2 separate regions of the Homo sapiens genome follow, and region 2 is linked to region 1. A link is an interaction called in ENCODE POLR2A ChIA-PET data of the cell type or tissue named here. Cell type or tissue: MCF 10A. All regions are shown on one strand.

The links. Peaks named below come from ENCODE experiments on the same cell type or tissue, not always from the same donor. Only the 100,000 strongest peaks of a DNase experiment are listed, where the experiment ranks them.
Region 2: POLR2A ChIA-PET joins it to region 1 with 5 read pairs; 2 of 35 experiments call an interaction of 5 or more read pairs at or near these places.

Annotation. Positions count from the first base shown.
Region 1 is chrX:104,316,217-104,321,216 of GRCh38, forward strand. No RefSeq gene overlaps it. Among named protein-coding and RNA genes, the nearest start is that of ESX1, 64 kb to the left of the region's middle. In MCF 10A, no CTCF peak of the experiment used is centred here; a DNase peak (open chromatin) is centred at 2,685.
Region 2 is chrX:104,646,106-104,651,105 of GRCh38, forward strand. All of the region lies in intron 1 of IL1RAPL2 (interleukin 1 receptor accessory protein like 2), which reads left to right. It also overlaps the pseudogene PHB1P10. Among named protein-coding and RNA genes, the nearest start is that of IL1RAPL2, 82 kb to the left of the region's middle. In MCF 10A, no CTCF peak of the experiment used is centred here; no DNase peak of the experiment used is centred here.

The sequences.
Region 1 (5,000 bases):
ACCTCTGCCTCCCGAGTTCAAGAGATTCTCCTGCCTCAGCCTCCCGAGTAGCTGGGATTACAGGCACCCACCACCACGTCCAGCTAATTTTTGTATTTTTAGTAGAGACGGGGTTTCACCATGTTGGCCAGGCTGGTCTCAAACTCCTGGGCTCAAGTGATTGACCCACCTTGGTCTTCCAAAGTGCTGGAATTACAGGCGTGAGCTACCATGCCTGGCCTGTAGGCTTTTTCTTATTGTTTTTCCTAGGGTAATATTAAAATGAATTTGTATTCCAAGAACACACATCTGAGGACATAGGGTATTCAAAGGCATTGGGGGAAGCCTCACTGAGATTAAAATTTTCCTTTAGATAATTTGTGGGTTGATGTGCAACAAGCGTCATGAGGCGAGAATGTATAGATAATTAAGATGTGAGTTTTATCTGCCTTGGGCTGTTTATGATCATACTTGTCTCCCAGATATACTTGGTGAATTGGATATCAACCCTCTCATCATAAATTATCAGTGAATCCTGCCCAGGACTCTGAGGATGCCACAAGTGGGGAAGCAGGAGGAAGACTTCTGCTTTTCTCTTTCCAAGTCTTGTGGTCGTTAAAGTTTGATATCCATTAATGCATAAGTGTCATCACCCCGCTGAAAATGCAGCTCTTCTGTATGTGTTTTGATTACCTTGTCAGAGGCCAGGCAGAGAGAGGTTGAACAGCAGTGCTGCTCCTGCACTGTTATTTCTGCTTCCATTACTTGTCCCATCTGTCAGTTTCAGGAACATTCATATCTATGGAGCCATTATTTTTAGTGCTGTAATTATCTTGGATGTCTAAAAACACAGTGTATCATGTTGGTCACATCATGGGTTGTAAAAAAGGTAGGTAGCCTTTCAAGGGGTGTAGGTTTATGGAACACGTTCCCAACACACTTGGGCGTGTGGCAGATTAAATGGGTACATTTCTTTGTCTCTTAAGAGTCAGCCTCTGAAGCAAGTCCCTAATGTTTGCTCTGGCCTTAAAATGTGCTTTATTTTTTTACTTTTATTTTTATTTCTTTGAGACACAGTCTAGGTCTGTCATCCAGGCTGGAGTGCAATGGCGTGATGTTGGCTCACTGCAGCTTCTGCCTGCTGCGTTCAAGTGATTCTCGTGCCTCAGCCTCCCCAGTAGCTGGGATTACAGGTGCATACCACCATGCCCAGCTAATTTTTGTATTTTTAGTAGAGACAGGGTTTCACCATGTTGGCCAGGCTGGTTTTGAACTCCTGACCTCAGGTGATCTGCCTGCCTCGGCCTCCCAAAGTGCTGGGATTACAGGTGTGAGCCACTGCGCCCAGCCCAAATGTGCTTTAAAACTTTCTCATCATCTCCTACTCCTCATAGGCTTTTTAGTTTACCCATCACTCAACCTGCCTCTCGATTTGATCTTCCTGGCCTGTGCCCTGTGTGCTAATCTCATCTTCCCGATGGGTAGGAACCACAATAATAGGTAACCTGTATTGGGTATTTACTCTGTGCCAAGCACCTTACAAACCTTATCTTACTTAGTCCTCTCACAGCAACCCTACAAGGTGGATATCATTGCTGTTCCCATTTAACAGAGGAGGAAACTGAAGAATAGTAAGTAACTTGCTCTAAGGCTACACAGCTAGTACTTTCTAGAGCTGGGATTTTGGTGCTGACTCCAGTGCACATGCTCTTTTTTGTTTGTTTTTGATGGGTTTCTTTTGATTTTTTAATTTTTTTTTTTACAAATTATAATTGTATACAATGATGGGATACACAATGATGTTATGATATATGTATGCTGCATTAGTCCATTTGCATTGCTGTAAAGGAATACCTGATGCTGGGTAATTTATAAAGAAAGAGTTTTATTTTGGCTCATGGTTCTGTAGGCTGTACAAGCAACATGACACTGGCAGACCTCAGAAAACTTAAAAGGAGGAACCTGCCATATCACTTGGTGAGAACAAGCAAGAGAGAGAAGGGGGAAGTCCAAGACTTTTAAACAACAGATCTTGTGTGAACTAACTGAGGGTGAGCTAGAACTCACTCATCACCAAGGGATGGCTCTAAGCCATTCATGAGGGATCTGCCTCTAAGAAAGAAATACCCCCACCAGGCCTCACCTCTGACACTGGGGATTACATTTCACCATGAGATTTTAGGGGACAAACATCAAACCATATCACATACAGTGTGGAATGATAGAATCAATCTAAATTACATACCTATCACCTTAAATACTTATCAGGTATTCCTCCCGTCTTACTGCAGCTTTGTAACCTTTGATTGACATCTCTTCATTCCCCCAATGCCCCAGTCTCTGATAACTCCTCTCTGCTTCTGTGAGTTCCATTGTTGTAGATTCCACATGTAAGTGAGAGCATGTGGTTTTTGTCTTTCTGCCAGTGCATTTGCTCGTAACTACTGTTCTACTGCATTCAAATAACAATGCCTAACATTTACTGAGTGCCTACCTTTTGGCTAAGCACTGGGCTAAGCTCTTTGTATGTATTAGCTCACTTGCTTAATCCTCTTAATGATCCTGTAAAGTAGGTTTTATTATGAGCCGTGATTTTCAGAAAAAGAGACTGGGGCACAGAGATGTTAAATAACTTACCTGAGTCACACCATTCAACAGTGCCAGACGGAAGTAACCTTTGGACACAGAGCACTCTGGCTCCAGAGTCTACACTGTTAGTCACTCTCTTATACTGCCTTCCAGCTGTCTGCTGGGGCAAGGCAGAGGATGTGTGGTGTGTTCCTTTGGGTGTGTTCCTTTTGGGAGACAGTGGGGAGGGAGAGGTAACAACTGCAATTCACTTCCTGCCAATTGTTACCTTGTGAGAATCAAAGCTACCAGTTTTTAAGAGAGGCCCCAGATCTGGATCTTTATATAAAATTTCCTTATTTTAAATATTGGGAACACATTCCAATTTTTAAAAAGCAGTATGCCCAATTAAAAACAATCTGTCGATAGGAAGCAGTAACTTATAGTTAAGGATATTTATTAAGTACTACTTATGAATACCGTGCTAATTCTAGGTATTATTATTCAGTGTAAGCCTATAGACTCCCCATTTTATGTATTAATTCTCAGCGTTGTTAAAAAGAAACGGGCAGCTGTGGTGGCCCACGCCTGTAATCCCAGCAGTTTGGGAGGCCGAGGCAGGCAGATTGCTTGATCTCAGGAGTTAGAGACCAGCCTGGGCAACATAGCAAAACCCCATCTCTACAAAAAAAAAATGAAGAAATTAGCTGGGCATGGTGGCAGGTGCCTGTGGCCCAAGCTACTCAGGAGGCTGAGGTAGGAAGTTCACTTGAGCCTGGGAAATCAAGACTGCAGTGAACTGTGATTGCGCCACTGCACTCCAGCTTGGATGTCAGAGTGACACCCTGTCTCCCTGTCTCAAAAAAAGGAAAAAAGAAAGAAAGAAAGAAAGAAAGAAAGAAAGAAACGGGTTCTCTCCCTGATTTCATCGGTAGCAAATAAGTTTAATTGATGGTTTATGTATATATTTTCTTTTATTTATTTTTATGCATATTTTAGAGTTGAATTTCTCAGTGAAGCTGTAAGACTGTTGGAAGAAAAATGTAAACTTTCAGAATTTAATATACCAGGGATGTGTGTTAAATTCTCTTACCTTTTTTCCAGATGTGAATAATTTGTAGGTAGAAATATTTATTTATGTAAACCTTGACCGCAGTGAACAAAACACACATACTACACATACCTACACATGTGCACACACATGTGCAGGCAACACTTTTGTGAGCCACATCTGACCCATGGGCTGTCAGTTTGCAACATCTGTTTCAGGGGACATATCTTCCATTCCTTTCTTCTGCCTGTCGTTCCTAACCCATTACCAGGTTGCTAGCAGGCAGTGACCGAAAACATATTGACTTTGTGTGCTCTTGTTCTGGCCTAGATATGTCTCAAACCTGATACCCTCTCTCAGGCCACCTCTGTCAGCTTCCACTAAGAGACTTTCCTGCTGTTTTTCAAACCTGGCATCCAATTCTTTCTCCTTCACAGGGTATTCCCAAATCAGGTGGAAGAGGCTTCCAACCTATCCTAAGCAGTAGCTGTTTCCATACAACAGTTGTCAAAAAAAGGAAATGAAGGTGGAAGAATGGGCCAGCCCAAGGGTTTTGAATCCTAACTGTGTATTAGAATCACCTAGAGATCTTTTAAAAAAGCTGATTCTATAAAAAAATTAAAAGTAAACAGAACAAAATCCTTAAAACAATGCTAGTTCTATAGCTCCAGTCTCAGAAATTCTGATTTAAATACCTTTGGTGGGACCCTGGGCATCAGTATTTTTAAATAAAAGCTCCCCAGGTATTCTAATCTCCAGCAGGGTTGAAAACTGGCTTAACTGATGAATATGTGTTTATTGGAAAGCCAAATACCCACTTTGGGCCGTGATCAATTGCCTTCTTCTTCGCTAAAATCAGAGACTTTTGTAAGGCAAGAAATCAGACTAGGCTAATCACAGCTTTATGTATTGTGCTCTTGCGAACCACACCACTGTTGTTTTTATTTATTTATTTATTTTAAATTTTATTTATTTTTTTTGAGATGGAGTCTCGCTCTGTTTCCCAGGCTGGAGTGCAGTGGTATGATCTCAGCTCACTGCAACCTTTGCCTCCCGGGTTCAAGCGATTCTCCTGTCTCAGCCTCCTGAGTAGCTGAGACTACAAGCTCACAACACCACACCCAGCTAATTTTTATATTTTTGGTAGATACAGGATTTCACCATGTTGGCCAGGCTGGTTTTGAACTCCTGACCTCAGGTGATCCACCCGCCTTGGCCTCCCAAAGTGCTGGGATTATAGATGTGAGTCACCGTGCCCGGACTGCTGTTGTTTTTAATCCTTCCATACTGGCTGGATAAATAGACAAAACATGGGCTGACACGTGTGTATATGATGTTGAGGAGGCTGTGGCAGGAGCTTCTGAAATGGCTCCCAATGATCCCCTCCTCCTGATATTCACAC
Region 2 (5,000 bases), 330 kb after region 1:
TTCAGATGACACAAAAGTAGGTGGGAGAGTTAATAAAATGAATAAAAGCCTTATGCTTTGAAATGGTCTTCATGATTTGGAATAATAGAATAAAACTAACATAATGACATTTCATAGGGATTAATATAAATCTATAGGTTTAGGATAAACATTTTAAAATCCATTTAATATTCAAGAAGAATGGATTGCATACCTACTGTGTTCTAGTCAATGGTGCTGGGGATGCAAAAAAAAAAAAAAAGCATAGCCTCTGCCCTTGAAATAGTTAAATTTTGACGATGATATTGAATCTAGATCATGGTACATAATAGGCTCATTGCACTTTGTATTTTCTACATAGAGAATGTTGTATGCTGTTGTAGGTATCATATTAATTTTACAATATATGCAGAAAGTATACTATTTAGTTTAAAATTTAAACATTTCAATGGTATCAGTCGGAATAATTTAGATTATGCTATTGTAATAATCCCCAACTCTTGGTGGTTTGTAAAAACAAAGTTTTATTTTTCACTTATGTAATGTGTTGGCTAGAAGCTCTGCTCTGTGACTCTTCATTCTGTGGCCCAGGGTGATGGAGCAACCACCATCATAAATATTACCAGTCACTGTGGCAGAAGGAAAGATAGCTGTGGAAGGCGTCACATTGACAAATAAATGCTCTGGCCTGGAAGTGACATGCAACTGTGAGCAATGACTTCTGGTCACAAATAATTGGCCAGAACCAGATGCATCACTCCATCAATCACAATGGGGCCAGGAAGTGCGGTCATATCATGTGACCGAAGGCAAAGAGGTGTTAAGTATTTTGAGAACAGAGTTAATGATCACCATTACTATATTGAGTAAAAAGTGAAAATTACCCTTCAACCTTAGACTTTATCCACTCCCCTCCTAAGGATTATAGTAGTGTCAAAAATTCCAAACTTTTTTTTTTTAAGAGATCTGAAGTGATTTTACCTTTATTTCCTTCACTTTAAGCCAGTGATGAAATTTCACAGTGATTTCTGGGATAGGGGCAGAAGGAAGGTGGTGTTAAGAATCATCAGGGCTGTGGCCTAGTCAGCCTGCAGAGGTGCAGGCAGGGTGGGCCCCCACTGGGACAGCTGGAGGAGGCAGGTAGGTGATGTTCTCAGAGCTGAGAGCTGGTATGTGATGTCCTCTGCAGCTTCCAGCACGCTCAGCTCGATCAGGCCGTCCCCTGCGGTGGCCAGTGAGTTGGGGATCAGCTTGGCTTCCATGGAGTCACCCTCAGCAGAGATGATGGCTGCTATTTTCTGCTGCTCAGCCTTTTCCACCACAAATCTGGCCCTCTCTGCTTCCTGCTGATCCACCTCTTTGGCTTCCACTGCTTCTGTGAACTCCTTCCCGAAGGTGGGATGTGTCAAGGACACATCGTCCAGGATGAGCCCAAAGGTGGCTGCTCACTCCGTAAGATTGTCACTCACCTGCCTGGAGAGCAGCTCTCTCTGGGTGATTAGTTCTCCAGCATCAAAGTGAGACACCACCGACTTGAGGATCTTGGTAGTGATGGATGGCAGCACACGCTCATCATAGTCCTCTCTGATGCTGGTGAAGATGCAAGGAAGCTGGCTAGCGACAGGCCAGGAGAGGATGTGCAGTGTGATGTTGACATTCTGTAAGTCTTTGCTACCAGTGATGACTGGTACATTAAGTGGTCGAGAATGGCAGTCAAAGATAATTGGTTTCTGTACCCATGGGATAGGAAAGTGAGTCCCTTCCCCTACCACAATGTCCTGTACTCCACAGAATCGGTCAAAGATGACAGCTCTGTGACCAGCATCCACATTATATAAGGCAGAGTTCAGCATGCTTCCTACAACAGCTAAGGCCAGGCCAAACTTGCCAATGGACACAAACACTTTGGCAGCCATGTTTTCTTCTGCTGGACCCTCTCACACCTGCTTCCACTCTGACCTCCACATGAATTCCCCAGCCACACATCCAAACCTCTTCCTACAGATTTCCATACACATACACACACATTCTCAGGCATGCATACATACATAGATTTTTCCATTATATGTGGAATCATATCTATTTTTCATATATCTTGTAGATCTACCCATGTCTATCCATACCTCTTTATCTCAGTCTCTTTAATGGTTGTATAGTATTCCATTTATGAATGTATCACCCCTACCCATGACAAGGTATTTAGTCTGTTATCAGATTTTCACCATCACAATGCATACTGCATTGACCATCCTTGTATGTGCATATATTTTTATGCATAATCATTTGGATTGCTGTAGTATAGATTCATACAAAAGCAATTCTTGAGCACTTTAATTTTTGCCAAATACTAACAAATTGCCTTGTAAAATGCTGTCCTAATTTATAATGTCATAAACAGAATATGAATGTGTACATTAAATTTTGAGAAGACTATTGACAAACACTTTTATTGATGGAAGAAAATGTTAGATGATGAGGGATTTAGACACCACATCAAAAATTGAGTAAGACTCATTGATCAATGAGTGTGATTGAAGACTTTTTGTCTAAACTGCTTGTAACACCTTATACCTACTACTTCTAGGTTTCCTGGCTGGAGAAACCCTGAAAAAGACTAGTCCCTGTAACACATAACACTTTTGATTTTATCTTAATGGTCAGAACTCAAGATTATATCTTAATGATCAGAACTCAATACCTTTCCATATCCAGCTGCTAGGGAGGCTGTGAAATGAAATTTTCATTTTTGTGGACTATGTATGGAGCCCAAAGCTGGGGACTATGATCACTACAGAAATCAAAAAGAAACCCTATAGTTACTTATGCCAGTTTTTTTCTTTATACTTGCTTCTCCTTGCATTCTCTCCTGAGATAGTCCCTTCTGCTGTCTCTCAATGTTTCATCACTCACTATTCCTCTTATCTATTCCCCTTTTTTGCTATGTCAACTTTTTGAGTCTCCACTTCTAATTTTTTCTCTCTCTGCTTCTTCATGTTTTTTCTCTTTCTCCTCTACGATTTTTTTCCCTCCCTTTCTGTGTCCTATCCACCTGACTCTATCTTTTGCTATCTCTGTTTTCTTACTTGTGTGCCTTTGGCTATGTTGGTTTCAGTCTCTGTGTCTCTTTATTTCTACCTCTGATTCTAATGGTTAGGGCTAACAACAGACTTGGCTGCCACTTTATGCAGTTATTTTCAAATGACAGAAGTGCTTGAGAATAGGCTAGATATAGGAATGCTGTAAAAAGGATTTCTTGATTGGTTGAAAGTTGGACTAGGTAACTATTGAGGTCCTTTCCAAATTTGAGTTTGAGAGCCATATTTCCCTCCATAGTAGATAGAATCTAGTTAACATTATTGCATCTCTGTTTTCTGATTGAATAGCTAATAGGACCTCAGGGCCATCTCTATGTGAATACCAGACTTCATTGCAAATTACTATAGAATTATAAAATGTAAGAGATAGAGATAAATGTGTGTTGACTAAAGAACTGTCTTTCTCTGTATATATGTATGTACGTGTCTGATTTTATACATATATATACATATATGAAAACCTTGTGAAGATATCAAAATTTTCTTTGATTGCAAAAATGTAACAAGAAATGATTATAATTGTGTGCTATTTGAAACTAGCTGATATTTTAGATTGGGTCTATTAACTGTGTCCAAATGTATCCATAAGTTAAATGTGTTTTGGTTTCTAGAGTCAAGAGTTTGCCATATAGGTACTGTTAAAAATTAGCATGAACCAGAAACCTGACATATCTGGTACTTTAAGGGAGGAAGGGAATAAAGTGAAAAAGGTAATTTGCAAACTATACTTGAAAGTCATTGAAGCATAACATCATTACAATTATCTGTCAAAAGATTTAGTTCAATTACAGTTTTAAAGCTCTCTCTTCAATATGGCATTACTCATATCAGGATTTGATACTCCAATGAGAGGAATACTAATGCCTTCATTAGCCATTGTCTTAGCAGCTTCATTCTTTAGAATTCATTACGTGGCCTTTTGGGATTTTTATATACTAACCCTAGGGAATCAGTAAACACAAATCTCTCAGGGGAATATGAACTTCAGAAATAAGAACCATTGCATATTTATAGCCATGGCAGGGGGGAAGACTCTTTTTAGGAAAAAAAGTAATTTTGAAATAATTGAATAACAGTATAATTGCCATGATAGTAGGTATTATACATGCTCCTGTACACTTTCTTCACACAGCAGTAAGTTGGTTGTAAAATCACCAACAGGAAAAAGTTATAATGTAATAAACCTAAATTTCAGTGTAAGGTTTCCAGGAGTAACTCGAGCTGCTTCTGAAACTTTTACTATTGAAACAGATGTGTGGGAACCATATGTTGGGAGCCCAGTGGTCACTGTTGTAAGACATTCCTTGATCAATGATGATATTTCAGGCCGACTGATGCTGTAGATGAACACTGCTACTAGATTGATTACACTGGCCTTTCTCTTTGACTATTTGAATTGAGGCAGTTTGACAGATTTTCCCTTTCAATGGGAAATCTGAATCACCTACTGAACATGCTAAAAAAAACCACTTATTTTACTAGGTATTCCCTTAGCACTTAACAAATATAGGTTGCTCTTCATTGTCCTGCACTTGACTAAGTACTCTACTATGCATGTATCGCCACAGTGAGGTTATAGTTCCTTGAAGAAAAGAAGCTACATTTTATAATCTTAGACTTGGTTTATGACTCCCATAGCATCTAACTTCTAGGGCAAAAATCGTTCAGTAGTGGTTAAGAGATTGGGGTTTGTTGTCACACAGACCTACATTCAAATCCTTTTTCCATAATTTATTAATGTCATGAACTTGGGTAAGTCACAAATGTCAGTTTCCTGAAAAGTAAAATGGAGATTATAGTAACTCATAAGATTGTTGAGAGGATAAAATGACATATAACAGTTTAGCACAATGTCTGGCCCACACAAAGTGCTCAATAAATTATTATCATCATAAAGTATAATCATTGTTCAGCAAAATTTGTTGA